Linked DNA regions of Homo sapiens: region 1 is linked to region 2. A link is an interaction called in ENCODE POLR2A ChIA-PET data of the cell type or tissue named here. Cell type or tissue: Caco-2. All regions are shown on one strand. Links, peaks and the distances in the headings refer to the core of each region. The heading gives the core; the rest is flanking DNA.

Region 1 (8,330 bases), core at 9-8,008, 170 kb after region 2:
TGCTCACCTCAGTGGTGGCCCGAGGTTTCTTCTTCAGCATCTCCTCTGCCTGTGAGGACAAAGAATGGTGGGAGAGAAGAACAAGGCAGGGGGAAGCTAATGCTCTTTGAAAAGAACCCTGCTGGGATGTGTACATAGACTTACAGGACTTAATTTCTAGCTCAATGAACCGCCACAGCCAAAACACTGTGTTTTATCAGAGGGTATTATACTGAAAAGGAAAATATATTATTTGTACAAAACCATAATTCTCCCACATTTAGAACAGCAAACACAGTGTTCTGAAGGTGGAGGATATCCAGATATAAGCAACTAAAATAGAAATTTGGTGACATGACAAAGTGACAACAAATTTTTGCTGTATGGGGAGTGATAACAGGAATGAGGATTATTTGGTCTAATAAACATGACTTTGAACTTGTTCTTCCACTTAAACATAGTAAACTGAACACATGCTTATTTGCACTTCCACCTGAAATATTACAAAATGAGAGAAAAGAAATTAAGAAACAAATGAAGGAAAGAAGAGGAAAGACTGACAAAGAAAACTCCCAAGAGGAAAGAACTGGAAACTACACAACACTAGCCAAATGCAAACACAGAAGTTTTGGAAGATAGAAGATGAAGAGTTGGCTGGGCGCAGTGGCTTACGCCTGTAATCCCAGCACTTTGAGAGGCCGAGGCGGGCGGATCACAAGGTCAGGAGATCAAGACCATCCTGGCTAACATGGCGAAACCCTGTCTCTACTAAAAATACAAAAAATTAGCCGAGTGTGGTGGTGGATGCCTGTAGTCCCAGCTACTAGGGAGGCTGAGGCAGGAGAATAGCCTGAACCCAGGAGGCAGAGCTTGCAGTGAGCTGAGATCACGCCACTGCACTCTAGCCTGGGTGACAGAGCGAGACTCTGTCTCAAAAAAAAAAAAAGAAAGAAGATGAAGAGTTAAGAGTTCAAGAGAGCTGAATACCAAGTGCTGACAGAAGGGACCCCCAAGGGATGCAAACTGATCCACACAGCAGAACCCCAGAAAGGTTTAGGAAGTGGTGATACAGGCACCACAGAGGCAAGAGTGAATATAGGGGAAATGAATGAAAATCTGTGTGAAGATGCTTAGATCATCTGCCAAATTTCTCCCCCATCCAGAGGGAAGACTTTCCAATCCCCACAAAGAGATCACCAGGTTCCCACCTAATCTCCTTATAGTGAAGTCTATCAGCTCATAAGGCCCAGGCATGCACACACAGCTTGCAATGATTTATTCTTTTTTTTTTTTTTGAGACAGAGTTTCGCTCTTTCGCCCAGGCTGGAGTACAGTGGCGCAATCTCGGCTCACTGCAACCTCCGCCTCCCGGGTTCACACCATTCTCCTGCCTCAGCCTCCCGAGTAGCTGGGACTACAGGCGCCCACCACCACGCCCGGCTAATTTTTTGTATTTTTAGTAGAGACAGGGTTTCACCATGTTAGCCAGGATGGTCTCAATCTCCTGACCTCGTGATTCGCCTGCCTCAGCCTCCCAAAGTGTTGGGATTACAGGCGTGAGCCACCGCGCCCGGCCAATTTATTCTTAAATATTCACCAGACACAGAATAAAACTCTCCAACATGAAAGTCAAAGTCCAGAACAAAACAAATGGGGAATGGATTCTAGAAGAAACTGAGATGCCGCAAGGAACAAAGAAAAACTTAAAAATTCAATAATTAATATCCTCAGGCAAAAGAAGTTCATGGCCTGGCGCAGTGGCTCACACCTGTAATCCCAACAACACTTTGGGAGGCTGAGGCAGGTGGATAACCTGAGGTCAGGACTTCGAGACCAGCCTGGCCAACATGGTGAAACTCCATCTCTACTAAAAATACAAAAATTAGCCAGGTGGGCCAGGAGCAGTGGCTCACGCCTGTAATCCCAGCACTTTGGGAGGCCAAGGCGGGCGGATCACTTGAGGTCAGGAGTTTGAGAGCAGCCTAGCCAACATTGCGATACCCTGTCTCTACTAAAAATACAAAATTTAACCAGGTGTGGTGGCACATGCCTGTAATCCCAGCTACTTCGAGGCTGAGGCAGGAGAATCGCTTGAACCCAAAGTGGAGGTTGCAGTGAGCCGAGATCGCTCCACTGCACTCCAGCCTGGGCCACACAAGAGCGAGACTCCTTCTCAAAAAAAGAAACAAACAGGCGGAGCACGGTGGCTCATGCCTGTAATCCCAGCACTTTGGGAGGCTGAGGCAGGCGGATCACCTGAGGTCAGGAGTTCAAGACCAGCCTGGCCAACATGGTGAAACCCCGTCTATACTAAAAATACAAAAATTAGCTGGACATGGTGGCGCATGCCTATAATCCCAGGTACTCAGGAGGCTGAGACAGGAGAAGCACTTGAACCTGGGAGGCGGAGGTTGCAGTGAGCCAACATGGCACGACTGCACTCCAGCCTGGGTGACAGAGTGAAACTCCCTATCAAAAACAAACAAACAAACAAAAAATTAGCTGGGTGTGGTGGTGCATGCCTGTAATCCCAGCTACTGGGGAGGCTGAGGCAGGAGAATCACTTGAACCTGGGAGATTGGGGTTGCAGTGAGCTGCGATCATGCCACTGTCCTCCAGCCTGGGTGACAAGGCGAGACTCTGTCTCAAAAAAAAAAAAAAAAAAGAAGAAAAAAGAAGTCCATACAGAAATTAAACAACAGGATGCTATTAAAGAAACATGCAGGCCAGGCGCGGTAGTTCACGCCTGTAATCCCAGCACTTTGGGAGAGGCCAAGGCGGGCAGATCACTTGAGGTCAGGAGTTCGAGACCAGCCTGGTCAACATGGTGAAACCCCGTCTCTACCAAAAATACAAAAATAAGCTGGGCATGGTGGCACGTGCCTGTAATCCTAGCTACTGGGGAGGCTGAGGCATGAGAATCGCTTGAACCTGGGACATGGAGGCTGCAGTGAGCCGAGATCACGCCATTGCATTCCAGCCTGGGCAACAAGAGAGAGACTCTGTCTCAAAACATAAAATAAATAAATTAATTAAAATACAAAAATTAGCTGGGTGTGGTGGCAGGAGCCTGTAATCCTAGCTACTCGGGAGGCTGAGGCAGCAGAATCGCTTGAACCTGGGAGGCGGAGGTTGCAGTGAGCTGAGATCTCGCCACTGCACTCTAGCCTGGGCAACAGAGCAAGACTCTGTCTCAAAAGAAAAAAATGCAAAGAGCCAGTTCATTAAGTCCAAATGCAACACGTGAGTTTCAGAAAGAAAGAACAGTTGAAAAAGCCAGAAGGGTTAGGCTACCAAAGACTAGAGTGGGGAGAAAGTGACCGAAGCCCTGGAAGCTGCTTATTCTCTCAGGCTTTGAAGATTTCTTAGACCCCCTTTCTACCTGCCTCCCATCTAAGAGCCACAAAGTCTTCCCACCAACTTGCTCCCAAAGCCTGTGCCTACCTGGGGAGAAGGTTTTCGGTAAAAGTGCTTAAGCTGTTCATAGGGCAGAGGGAGCTGCTGGCGTTGATACATGATATGCTTTAGAAGTTCACAAGTAAACTGACAGCAGCCTTCCTGGCTCACAGGCCCAGGAAACACCACTGGTACCATGCAGTCTCTTGGGCAAAAGGCCTCCGAAGCGTTGAGAGGTTCCTGCGTAGAGCTTGTCTCAAGTAGTTCTATCTGGGAGGCGTGAGTTTCTTCGGACTTCTCATACCACTCCAAATCTGGTAGATGAAAAGAGGGACAAGAGAGAAAAATTAAAAACCTAAAAGCCAGTCAGTCTTCTCATTCCCTGTGGCCGACAAACCAGCCACCCTGAAAAAGCAGGCACTCCGACATACGCCCATATCCTCCGCAGCCTACAGTATGGGCCGTGGCAGGGAGAGATTCCTGATCCCTGTTGCCTGAGGAGATTTAATCGACTGCAAGATAGTGGGGGGATTTCGGAGGGCTCCCCGCTCAGAAAGCTGCGGGACTTGATCTGGGGAAATGAGTCAAAAGTGTAGTCAAGCAGGGTCCAGTGCGACCCAGGGCGATGGAGTCACAGCCAGAGCCGTGTAGGACACCCGGAAGACAGGGAAGACGGGCTAGGGAGAGGACCAGCGGATAAACGAATGGATGGCGCGGCGGTAGGGAAGAAACAAGTCCCCAAGGCTCCCCAAACTCTTGGCCCCACGCCTTACCAGGGACTGCGGCTGAGGACAGAACCTCCGCCTCCGGCGCCGCCATCACGACCTCCCCTCCGCTACTCCTTGCGGTTAGAATAAAGGTCTCGCGGGGCATCATGGGAAGCCCGCGCCTCCACTTCCGGCTCAGTTGGGTCGGAAAAAAGGCGCGGCGTCGCCGCAGTGTGGGGGAGGTTAAGTGGAGCTGGGATTTGAACCCTGCGTTCCTCCTTTAACACCCTGGCAAATGTACGCCTAACCCTTGCCCAGCAGGGAACCCAGGAGTTCTCAGCCACTGAGCGCTGCTTTCTAAAAGACACCAGCCCTCTTGCATCTATTCACTCCAGCATTCACTACTCACTGTGCACCTACTTCGTGCCAGGCCCTGTCCTAGGTGCTGGAGACAGCGGAGAACAAGCCAGGCGCGGGCCCCGTGCTCAAGGGGTTCACTGCCTGTAGATACAATACAATGTGATGAATTATACAGAAAAGTGTACACGGGGTGTGGAAGTGAAAAACAAGGGTGGCTGACCCACAGAGGGTAGGGGCTGGGAAGGAGTGGTCCCAGAAGAAATGTGTGAAGCTGTGACCTGTAGGATAAGTCAACAAGGTAAAGAGGAGGGCCTAGTGCTCCTGGAGACCTTGAGACAAGAGCATACTCTGTACAAGGAATGAAAAGAGTTCATATTATAAAGAGTTAAGGCTGTAGTGAATAACAGGAGCCAGATCATGGCAGGACCGTATAAGCCACGTGAGAGTTTGGACTTGATCCTGTAGGCAGATGGGGAAGCCTTGAAAGGTTTAAGTAGGAGAGTGGCATGATTAAATTTACATCTTATAAATTTAATCTCTACCCTGGCTGCAGGATAGAGATTGGATTACAGAGAGGATAAGAGAGGAGGCAGGGATACCAGTTAGAGGTAGTGCAATTACCCGAGTACTTGATGAAAGCAGCCTAACCTAGCGTAGTCACAGTGGGGTGGAGATAATTGGGTAAACTCGAGATATTTAGGAGGTCCAGTGAACATAACTTGGGGATTGATTTACAAGGAGGAGGAGGAATAGAAATAGACTGAGAAGAGGCCAGGCACGGTGGCTCACGCCTGTAATCCTAGCACTTTGGGAGTCCAAGGCAGGTGGATCACGAGGTCAGGAGTTTGAGACCAGCCTGGCCAACATGGTGAAACGCTGTCTCTACTAAAAATACAAAATTTAGCCAGACATGGTGGCATGCACCTGTAATCCCAGCTACTCAGGAGGCTGAGGCAGGAGAATCGCTTGAAGCCGGGAGGCGGAGGTTGCAGTGAGCTGAGATCGCACCACTATACTCCAGCCTAGGTGACAGAGTGAGACTCCATCTCAAAAAAAAGAAAAAAAGAAAAAAAAGAAAGAGACTGACAAGAAAACAAGCAGGTTTCTGACTTCAGCAATTGTATGGGAAATTGTACCATTCAATGACAGAGGGAAGCAGGGTGCCGAGGCCAGGAGTTCAATACCAGCCAGGACAAGATTGGGGACCCTGTTTCTGCAAAATTAAAAATTTTTTTTTAAAGTTAGCCAGGTGTGGTGGTGCACAACTGTCGTCCTGGCTATTCTGGAGGCTGAAGCAGAGGATTGCTTGAGTCCAGGAGTTCGACACTTACAGTGAGCTATGATCATGCCACTGCACTTCAGCCTGGGCAGCAGAGCAAGACCATGACTCAAAAAAAAAAAAAAAAAGAAAAAAAGAAAAAAAAAAAGGATGGAGGAAACACTAAAATAGGAAATAAGACCAGGTTTGTTGGGGTGGGAGGTGAGTAGGAGAAAAGATGAGTTCAGCTTTTCACAGATTGAATTTGACATCTCCATAGGATAATGAATAGAGATATTTAGGAATGCCATTTGCAATAAAGGTATGTATTTAAGAGCCATCAGCATGTTAGTGAATAAGATCACCCAGGGAGGGTGTAGAATGAGAATGGGCTAGGATATTGAAGACACTAATGTTTAGGGGATGACCAGAGAGACAGAAGCTATGGAGAAGACTAAAGAGTACCCACAGGAGGATAAAGAAAAATAGACAAATGGCCGGGCAAGGTGGCTCATGCCTGTACTCCCAGCACTTTGGGAGGCTTAGGTGGGAGGATTGCTTGAGCCTGGGAGGTTGAGGCTACAGTGAGCTGTGATCGCACCACTGCCCTCCAGCCTGGGTGACAGAGGGAGACCCTGCCTCCAAAACCAAAATAGACAAGTGGGGCCAGGCATGGTGGCTCATGCCTGTAATCCCAGCACTTTGGGAATTCAAGGCAAGGGGAGTGCATCAATCCAGAAGTTTGAGACCAGTCTGGGCAACATAATGAGACCTTGTCCCTACCAATAAATAAATAAATAAATTAAATAAGTGTCAGGTCATGGAGGCCAAGAAAAGGGCGTGTTTCAGGAAGTAGGGACCAGAGGTCAAAACACACTATAAAAGTACAGCAATTAGAGGCCAGGCACAGTGGCTCACGCCTGTAATCCCAGCACTTTGGGAGGTCGAGGTGTGCAGATCACCTGAGGTCGGGAGTTTGAGACCAGCCTGACCAACATGGAGAAACCCCGTCTCTACTAAAAATACAAAATTAGCCAGGCGTGCTGGTGCATACCTATAATCTCAGCTACTTGGGAGGCTGAGGCAGGAGAATCCCTTGAACCTGGGAGGCGGAAGTTGTGGTGAGCTGAGGTCATGCCATTGTGCTCCAGCCTGGGTGACAGAGTGAGACTCCGCCTGGAAAAAAAAAAAAAAAAAGTACAATGATTAAAATACTGGGTCTGACTGGGCATGGCAGCTCCAGCCTATAATCCCAGCATTTTGGGAGGCCGAGGTGGGAGAATTGCTTAAGGGCAGAGGGATTGCTTGAGTCCAGAAGTTTTTTGTTGTTGTTTGTTTGTTTGTTTTTAGATGGAGTTTTGCTCGTGTTGCCCAGGCTGGAGTGCAATGGCGTGATCTTGGCTCACTGCAACCTCTGCCCCCAGGGTTCAAGCAATTCTCCTGCCTCAGCCTCCCAAGTAGCTGGGATTACAGGTGCCCACCACCACACCCAGCTAATTTTTTGTATTTTTAGTAGAGATGGGGTTTCACCATGTTGGCCAAGCTGGTCTTGAACTCCTGTCCTTAGGTGATCCACCTGCCTCAGCCTCCCAAAGTGCTGGGATTACAGGAGTGAGCCACCGCACCCGGCTGAGTCCAGAAGTTTAAGACCAGTCTGGGCAACATAGTGAGATCTTGTCTCTATTAAAAAAAAAAAAAAAAAAAAAAGACAAGTGTCAGGTCATGGAGGCCAAGAAAAGGATGTGTTTCAGGAAGTAGGGACCAGAGGTCAAAACATACTATAAAAGTACAATGATTAAAATACTGGATCTGGCTGGGCATAGTGGCTCACGCCTGTAATCCCAGCATTTTTGGGGAGGCCAAGGTGGGAGAACTGCTTGAGTCCAGGAGTTCAAGACCGGCCTGAGCAACACGGCAAACCCCTTCTTTACAAAAAATACAAAACTTAGCCAGGCATGGTGGCATGCCCCTGTAGTCCCAGCTACCTGGGGGGCTGAAGTGGAAGAATCACTCTCTAGGGTTGGAGGTTGCAGTGAGTCAAGATTGTGCCATTGCATTCCAGCCTGGGTGACAGAAGGAGACCCTACCTAAAAAAAAAAAAAAAAAAAAAAGTCAATCAATCAATCATTTTCTCTCTTCCTCCTCCTCGCCACCCTTAAAAAATAAACAGGGCCGGGCACGGTGGCTCACACCTGTAATCCCAGCACTTTGGGAGGCCAAGGCAGGCGGATCAACTGAGGTTGGGAGTTCGAGTCCAGCCTGACCAACACGGAGAAACCACCGTCTCTACTAAAAACACAAAATTAGCCGGGTGTGGTGGCATATGCCTGTAATCCCAGCTACTCAGAAGGCTGAGGCAGGAGAATCGCTTGAACCCGGGAGGAGGAGGTTGCCGTGAGCCAAGATCGCGCCATTGCACTCCAGCCTGGGCAACAAGAGCGAAACTCCATCAAAAAACAAACAAACAAACAACAACAACTTCTGGACTCAAGCAATCCCTCTGCCTTTAAGCAATTCTCCCATCTCGGCCTCCCAAAATGCTGGGATTAAATAAATAATAAATAGATAAATAAATAAAATAGTAGGTCAGGTGTGGCAGCTCATGCCTGTAATCCCAGCACTTTGGGAAC
Region 2 (8,330 bases), core at 152-8,151:
TCACCACTACCTGAAAGGTGTGACTCACTGCACTTACACCCAGAGCCAGCCATGCAGGACAAAGTGGTACCTCTCCACCCCCAGCCCCCAGCCAGCCTCCAAGCCTCCCCATCACCCACTGCCACCTGACACCACCTGCCACACTGCCCGAGAGCATCCAAGAAAAGGCCAAAGTCTTCAGAACAAGGTCCCTGCTGAGTGGGAGGGGGGTAAGTCACAGGACCTGAGGTGATGTCAGAGCATAAGGACATCAGAAACCTAGTAAAGGCTGAGCCCTGGGCAGAGGGCACAGCTGACCGCCTAGGCCTGTGTAGGCCTGGCACCCCTGGGGCACAGCTGGCCATGGCAGCACTCCACTTTAAATAAACCAAGGTCATCATGTGCCATTCTCTGCATGGGGCTGGGGCCTCCTTATCTCTCCCACCCACCCACCCCCAGCTTAAATCATCTGTCATCACACGTAAGTCAAATTTGCCCATTCACCAAACACAGGGAGACAGATGTAGAGGCAGTGTAGGCATGAGTCACTTCAGAGCCCCAGATGAAGGAGCCACATGCGCAGCATCATGTGTGCCACCACACTCGGCAATTTTTTTCTTTTCTTTTTCTTTCTTTCTTCTTTTTCTTTTTTTTTCTTTTTTTTTCTTTTTTTTTTTTTTTTTTCAGATAGGGGGTTCTCACTATGTCGCCCAGGCAAAAAATGAAGGAATTCTGACACAGGCTACAACATAAATGAACCTCAAGGACATCATGCTAAGTGAACTGAGCCAGTCACATAAAGACAAATACTGTATGATTCCACTTATTTGAGATACATGGGATAGTCAAATTCATAGTAACTGACCAGGGAATGGAGGACAGTGGGGCCTCCGCAGGAGTCTGCCCATTGCCACTGGACGCAGCGAAGGATCAGGGATGTCTCCCGCTTTTGCTCCAAGGCTTTTGGCTCCAGGGTGCCTCTGAGAGTAACAACGATGCCAAGGAACCAGCCAAAATAATCACATCAGAGAGACTGTGACGGAAGACAAGGCCAGCACTCTACAGAAGGCCTCATGGTCTTCTCTCTGATCCCCTGATACCAAGAGTGAACCAGGCAGCCAGCAAGGTGTAAGGAGAACAGACACAGAATGTCCTGGGCCCCTCTGTGGGAGCAGAACAGCCCTGAGAATCCATGATTCTGTGACTTGGGGCAGGGGACACAGAGGACAAAGAAAGGGGAGAGCAACAGCCCTCCTCCAGCCCCTCCTCTTGACCTGCCACCTCCACCTGAGTCCACACCTGGAGAAGTGACTGTTCACATGGACGAAGTGTGGCCAGATTCGAGGTTACAAACCTGCTGCCGCAGCTCACTCAGCCCTTGCCCCAGCCCAGCCCCAGGAGCCCTTCATGAAGGTCTGAGAACCAGCAGTTTCCCTTGCTAGGGGCCCCTGCAGGGCAGGGGGAGACGAAGACCCAGTGTGCAGCAGGATGCCGGAGAACAGGACTGATAGGGGCTCAGAGCTGCAACAGAAGAAACTGAGGGTGGCATGAGGAAGGACTGCCTGCACGACAAAAGACAATTTAATTTGATTAACAAATACTGGCTGAGTGCCAGCTCTGGATCAGGCACTGTGTTTAGGTGCTGGGCCATAAGAGATGTAGAAAATGTATTCTATGCCCCCAAAGAGCTGAGACTGTAACATCATAATAATGACAGCCAGCATCAGCACAGTGTTTATGAGGTGCTAAGCTCTGTCCTCAGTGCTTTTCATGTCATTTGATCCTTTCAACCAACCTTCTAAGCTAGATAACATTATTATTCCCATTTCAAAGATGGCAAAGACACGGAGGCGTATGAGAGTTGAGTAACCTGCCAAGGCTGCATAGCCACGAGCCAGGTTTGGAATCTGGCACTCTGGCTCCAGGGCCCTCGCTCCAGCCATGTTGCTCTCCATCCGCCTTCTGTATGGCAGTGGCAGGTCATCATGTGCCCATTCTCCGCATGGGGCTGGGGCCTCCTTATCTCTCCCACCTGCCCACCCCCAGCTTAAATCATCTGTTATCACACGTAGGTCAAATTCACCCATTCACCGAACACATGCTGAGCACCCACTACATGCCAGGCCCTATGCTGGTGCTGGCCCTTAACGAGTTCTTTGCCTGGTGGGTGACGTCATCCAGATAAACACAGGGAGACAGACGTAGAAGCAGTGTAGGTGTGAGTCACTTCAGAACCCCAGATGAAGGAGCCACATGCACAGCATCAAGAACTAGGGCCATTCATGAAAAGTATAAACTTGTGTGCATCAAAAGACTCTACCAACAGAGTAAAAAAGTGGTCCACAGTATGGGAGAAAATATTTGCAAATTATATATCTGGTAAAGGATTGATACCCAGAATATATAGGGAACTCCTAAAACCCAATAACAGCAACAAAAATTCAAAAATGGGCAAAAAGACTTGAGTAGACCTTTCTCCAAAGATGATATACAAATGGCCAATAAGCACATGAAAAGATGCTCAACATCACTAATTATTAGGGAAATGCAAATCAAAACCACAATGAGATATCACTTCATACCCATCAGGATGGCTACTATGCAGAAAGCAGAGAATATGGAGAAAATGGAACACTCTGCACTGTTAGTGGGAATGTAAAATGGTGCAGCCACTGTGGAAAATATGTATAATGGTTCCTCAAAAAATTAAAAATAGAATTGCCATAGGATCCAGAAATTCCACTTCTGGGTGTATACGTAAACCCAAAAGAATTGAAAGCCAGGTCTCAAAGAGATACTTGTACACCCATGTTCATAGCAGCATTATTCACAATAACCCGAAGCTGGAGGCAACCCAAGGGTCCATCAATAGATAAAAGGACAAGCAAGATTATTTAACATTTAAAATATTTAAAATGAAGAAATTCCTTTTTTTTTTTTGAGATAGGCTCTTGTTCTGTTGCCCAGGCTGGCGTGCCATCGCATGATTGCAGCCCACGACAGCCTCAACCTCCTGGGCCCAAACCATGCTCCCACCTCAGCCTCCTGAATAGCTGAGATCACAGGCACACCACCGCACTCAGCAATTTTTTTTCTTTTTTCTTTTCTTTTTCTTTCTTTCTTTTTGTTTTTTTGTTTTGTTTTGTTTTGTTTTTTGTTTTTATAGATAGGGGGTTCTCACTATGTTGCCCAGGTGAAAAACGAAGGAATTCTGACACAGGCTACGGCATAAATGAACCTCGAGGACATCATGCTAAGTGAAATAAGCCAGTCACACAAAGACAAATACTGTGTGATTCCACTTATTTGAGATACATGGGATAGTCAAATTCATAGTAACTGAAAGTAAAATGGTGGTTGCCAGGGACTGGAGGGAGGGGAATGGGGAGTTAGTGTTTAATACAGAGCTTCAGTTTTGCAAGATGAAGAGTCCTAGAGATGCATGGTAGTGATGGTTACACAGCGATGTGAATGTACTTAATACCACTGAACTGTACATTTAAAAACGACTAAGAGGGTACATTTTGTTACATGTATTTTACCTCAATAAAACACATCTTTAAAAAAATAGAAGAAGCAGCTAGGCGCAAAGTATAACTCCAAGGCCAGCCAGCCTCAGAGGAGAAAGTCTCCTTGATGCAGACACAGCAGAGGCAGCAAAGAAAGCAGCACCGGGGAGAGCCAAGTGTGTGACGGCAGAGCTGGCCTCAGCCACCAAGCCTGGCCGTGTTCTAGATGTGTCACTTCCCTGCTCTAGGGTTCAGTTTCCTCACCTGTCTAGTGGGATCAGTGAAACCTGCTCTGCCAAACCCGTATGCAGAGCTTGGAAAATGATAAGCCGCAAGTATGCAATGTTATGACACAGATAATAACTGTGAAAAAGCCGCGGTCAGGAATCTGATGGAAGTCTTTAGATTTGAACACTTGAAACAAGACACGTTCAAACTATCATGAGAGGTCTGTGAATCACAAGGAGGAAAGGAGCACTAGCTTGAGATAAAGCCTTCCCAGAAGGAGAAACAGCGCTTTCTGCAGCTGCTTTCCTGAGAGGATAATCTTGTCCATCTCTGTGCCTCCTCCCTGCCAGTCAGAGGCCCTGCCCTGCCCCTAGGGAGCCACCGGGCTGCACAGAGGCAGAAGCAGCCTGCAGACACAGAGCCCAGGGTGGTGGCAGATGAATCCAGCCTGGCTGAGCTCAGGGCCAATAGATTCTCACTAGGGGAGGAAGCAGAGGGGGACATGGGCTGGATGTGGTAAGCCTTGAAAGCTTTCTGGAGGACTGGCTGAGCCACTGTGGTGGGGAAACAGCAGGCACACAGCCCATCACCCATGGTGGCAAAAAGCATGGACTTTGACACGGTACAGACCAGGGTCAAGTCTGCTCTGCCTCTTGCTCTGTGTGATCTTGAGCAGTGATGTGAGCTGAGCTTCCCTTCTCCTCTGGTAAAATGGGGGTGTGATATGCACCCTTCTCACAGGGCACTTGTACAGATTACAAGTGAATCTACGTGCTATGCCCAGGACCCAACAAAGGGCAGCCTTTGTTATCATTATTAGTGCCTATTACTAATATAAGTGTTTTCCAAGGCTGGGAGGTGAGACAGAGATGGAAGATGGGAGAAAGACTGCGACTGTGGTCGGGTCGAGTCAGGGTCACACTGGGGCACCTTCCAGGTCTGGTGGGACATGAATGTGTATAGGGGAAGGAGATAGTAAGGGTCCCAGGGTCCTGCCCTAGCCAAGGCCTGACCCTCTGAGGTCTAAGACATACCCTCACCTCCCATTCGGCTAGGAGAGTCCCCCACCTCCTACTGTGGGAATCTGTCCTGTCAGAGCTGGGGGGAAGCACCCTAGATAAATCTTACCCTCCCTTTGGGGTTTACAGGTTGGTTCCCTGTGCTGTTAGCCATTAAAGACAGATCCCTCCTCATGACCCAAGGCTAACCAGGAGAGCTCCAGGAGGCAGCCTCTATGAGGATGTATTTAAAGGAAGCCCCAGCCTCCTCTTCAGGCAGGCCACCCCTCTTTCACCACCTCCCACCCATCCGCCCAACCGTCTTCACACACAAGGACACCTGGGTCTATTGGTGACCCAACAGGTAATCATTAACCCTGAGAGGAGGCACTGGCCCTTTAAGGCTGCCCTGGGAAGAGATGACAAAATCACACCACTGGACTTTGTGCCCTGAGGCTGTTAGGGAAAACAAGACCCGGGAGTGCGAGAGCCTCAGCTGGGAATCCCAGAGAGCCACTTCTGTCAGCCTTCCTCCCTCTGACTCCTCTCTGATAGGCTTGCCCTGCATGTGAATAATGGTAACTCCGCTATGCATGCAGGTCCAGGGGAGTGGTACCCTCTCTGATAGGCATCCTCTCTCCCTGGATCATTAGGCTTTGTTCATACCCCACCTCCTTCTGACAAGGGTCTCAGTCTGGGCTATCCTTTCAATGCCCATCGTGTGAAAAGGGGGACCATGGTAAGGACCACCCCAGCTACACCCAGCACCCAGCCCAGAGCCCAAGGTACTGACCCACAGAAGGCACTGGCCTCGTAAAGGCAACTGGGTGGTGGCATCCACGGAGAGAGCACAGGGGTGGGAATCAGGACTATTAGGTTCTAGACCCTGCTCCGCCCTGGGTCACTGTGGGGCCTCTGGTGTGTCTCAGCCAATCTCTGATCCCGGTGTCTACACGCAGGCAACGGGCCCTCTCACTGCCAGCTAGTCCTGTGGCTTTGCAGCCCTCGGTAGCAGTGATGGAACAGGGGGTGCTGATGCAGGGGATAGCCACTACTGTCCCTCCTCCTTGTGAACCAGGACCACAAACAGGTCACAGGCACATCTTGGACTAACCAAGATGAGCAAAGCTCTCTTAAACAGCTTACACCAAATAAGTGATTAAGAATCTTTCAAGGGCCTCAAGTGCCAGCGCCTCTGGGAAGCCTTCTCTGACTGTCCCAACCTTTGGCTCCAGTGCTGAGGAACTGCTCTGGTAAATATCTCATCTCCCTGATTGGTTTGTGACCTCTTTGAGGTAAAGGAACTGTATCATCTTCAACACAGAGAGCCAGAGCAAGCACGGTCCCAATATTTTCTGAGTGAATAGATGCATTGACATCAATGGTGTTTAAATATCAGCTCTGCACACAGAAGGAAGCCCCAGGTCTGAGTGATGATGTGCAGGTTTGGCCAAGGATGGGCCCAAGTTCTTTCACAGCTGGGTGACCTCAAGAAACAATCTGACCTCCCTGGCTCTCCTTTGGCCCAGATCCCATAAGCTGGTCAGTTAGTGACCATTGATCAGGAGTCTGCTGTCTGCAGGGCCCTGGGGAGGTTGTCAGAGGGCCACATGGCTCAGTTGTTTTTGGTTCCTTATGAAAAACTCTGAGAAAAACAGCATGAAGAAATCAGGACAGATTAGGCAGACCAAAGATGGGAATAAGATGCAAAGAATAGGCTGGAAGTAACCCCAGGAGACCTCCTAGGGGAGGTGAGTTCTGAAATAGAAACCCAGGACATCCATCCCACTCATTCATTAATTCATTCAGTCATCCATCCATTGAAGCAGCAGACATTATTAGAAGCCAGGCCCTGAGAATGTAAATGAACACAGCCCTTCCCTCAAGTTGTTGACAGTCTCGCTGGGCAGCCAGCATCTAAACTCAGGTGACCACACAGTCTGAGATATGACCTAATAGATACAGACCACATGCCAGAAAATAGAAGAGTGGAAAGCCTCTCAGGAGGGTTTATCTTGAAGGAACCCCCCACCAAAATCTGCTCAGCTGATCTGAGCTTTTACGGGAGCAGGAAATGCAGGTAATGAAAGAAGGGGCGAAAGAACCTTTGTAAAGCAACAGTTACCTGGCAGGTAAACAAGGTTAATGGAGACCTGTTGTTTTTCCAGGTTCTTGGTGACCTCACCTTTGACCAACAATTTCCTGGCACTAGCTCAGGCTGCCAAGGGGGGAAGAGGGGGAGGAAGAAGAGGGTAAACAGCAGGTGAGGCCAAAGGTGGCCCTAGAAGGCAAGGGACACATTCCAAAATGTCTCCCCAGCCTGAGGCCTGCAGCAGAGCCCAAAGTCCAATAGGGAACCCACACCCGCATTCCAGTCATCAAAAACACCATAAATACTGGATTACCCACCAGAAAGGATGCTTTCCGCTGCCTAGGAATGCCTCCCTTTCCCCAAGCTGAGGCCCAGTTCCCCACCTCCCCAAGTGTCCCCTTGTCCAGGAGGCCTTCTAGATCAGCTGGAAGGAGCTGAGGATTTCCACTTGGGCATGACCTGTTCCTCCTACCACCTCTTCCTCTTCTGCAATATCATTAACAACCAACCTTTAGGGGAAACTCCCTCTCTTCACTTCATTCCCTTCAGCCCAGACTGGCCAGTGGGAGAGCCCCAGAGCCATGTGGTGCTGCAATCCTGCTGGGCACTCAAAGAAGAAGCCCTGAAATTTCTCAGCCAGCAGCCAGGTTCCCGGCTCACTCTGCCACTCACAGGCTGCATGACCCTGGGTGAGTCACCAGACCTCAGTGTTGTCACCTGAAAAACAGGGATGCTGATGAGAAACACAGTCACATGGCTTTTGAAAGGAGCAAAGGAGATAATGTACAAAGTAAAATTAGGCATTATTATTCTAAATGCTGGATGTTACCAGAGATCACCCAAACTTCTAATTTTACTGATGAGGAAACTAAGGTCCAGAAAAGACATTTTAAAATAAAAGGATTTGGGTCCTCTCTCCTCTTCCTTCTCCTCCTCCTATGACTTATCTTCTTAGTTCAGCCTGGCCTTCTAAATACAGGTTTCTAAACTTTGTAAGGCAGAAATCCCTTGGAGAATCTGATAAAAGATAAGGACTTTCTTTCCCCAAAGGACATTCATTCACATACCCCCAAGACTGTGCAGGTAATTTCAGAGGGCTCGTGTGTTCCAGGCTGGGGCTCTGCTCTATGGCAGAGCAGAAAAAGAGAGGCTGTCCGTTCTTGGGTCAAGTCTCCCACAGCCACAGCCACAGCCCCAGGAAAGCAGGAAATAACAAGGGGCCAAGCCTGAACTTCAGGGATCAAACCTCACCCTGAGAGTCCCCCAAAGCCCAGTCCTCAAGGCCCTGGGAAGAAAGTCCCATTTAATCCCCCTCCAAACTCCTCACTACCCTCTCCCTTACCCCCACCCATCCTCTCTCAATCCACCTAAAACCCCCACCCACCCACAGCTCTTCTTTTGAACTGGTTAATTCTGTTCTGGTCTTTGAAAGTCAAACAGAATCTTAGAGACCATCTGTACAAACCTCTTTATCTTTACAGATGAGAACTATAAACAACGAAAGGCATACTGACTTGCCTGAAG

What was found. Peaks named below come from ENCODE experiments on the same cell type or tissue, not always from the same donor. Only the 100,000 strongest peaks of a DNase experiment are listed, where the experiment ranks them.
Region 1: POLR2A ChIA-PET joins it to region 2 with 13 read pairs; 5 of 35 experiments call an interaction of 5 or more read pairs at or near these places.

Annotation. Positions count from the first base shown.
Region 1 is chr6:43,631,740-43,640,069 of GRCh38, reverse strand. MAD2L1BP (MAD2L1 binding protein) reads right to left here and starts at 4,230. Exons shown (of 3, transcript NM_014628.3): 1 at 4,149-4,230; 2 at 3,424-3,689; 3 at 1-49. The coding sequence starts at 4,194. RefSeq lists enhancers at 1,678-2,464, 2,465-3,252. In Caco-2, for the core only: no CTCF peak of the experiment used is centred there; a DNase peak (open chromatin) is centred at 4,249; H3K4me3 peaks cover 1,450 bases.
Region 2 is chr6:43,803,344-43,811,673 of GRCh38, reverse strand. The region is part of intron 1 of LOC105375070 (a long non-coding RNA gene); the gene reads right to left. Among named protein-coding and RNA genes, the nearest start is that of VEGFA, 37 kb to the right of the region's middle. RefSeq lists a silencer at 3,788-4,082. In Caco-2, for the core only: no CTCF peak of the experiment used is centred there; DNase peaks (open chromatin) are centred at 4,083, 5,133, 7,013, 7,443 and 3 weaker places; H3K4me3 peaks cover 573 bases.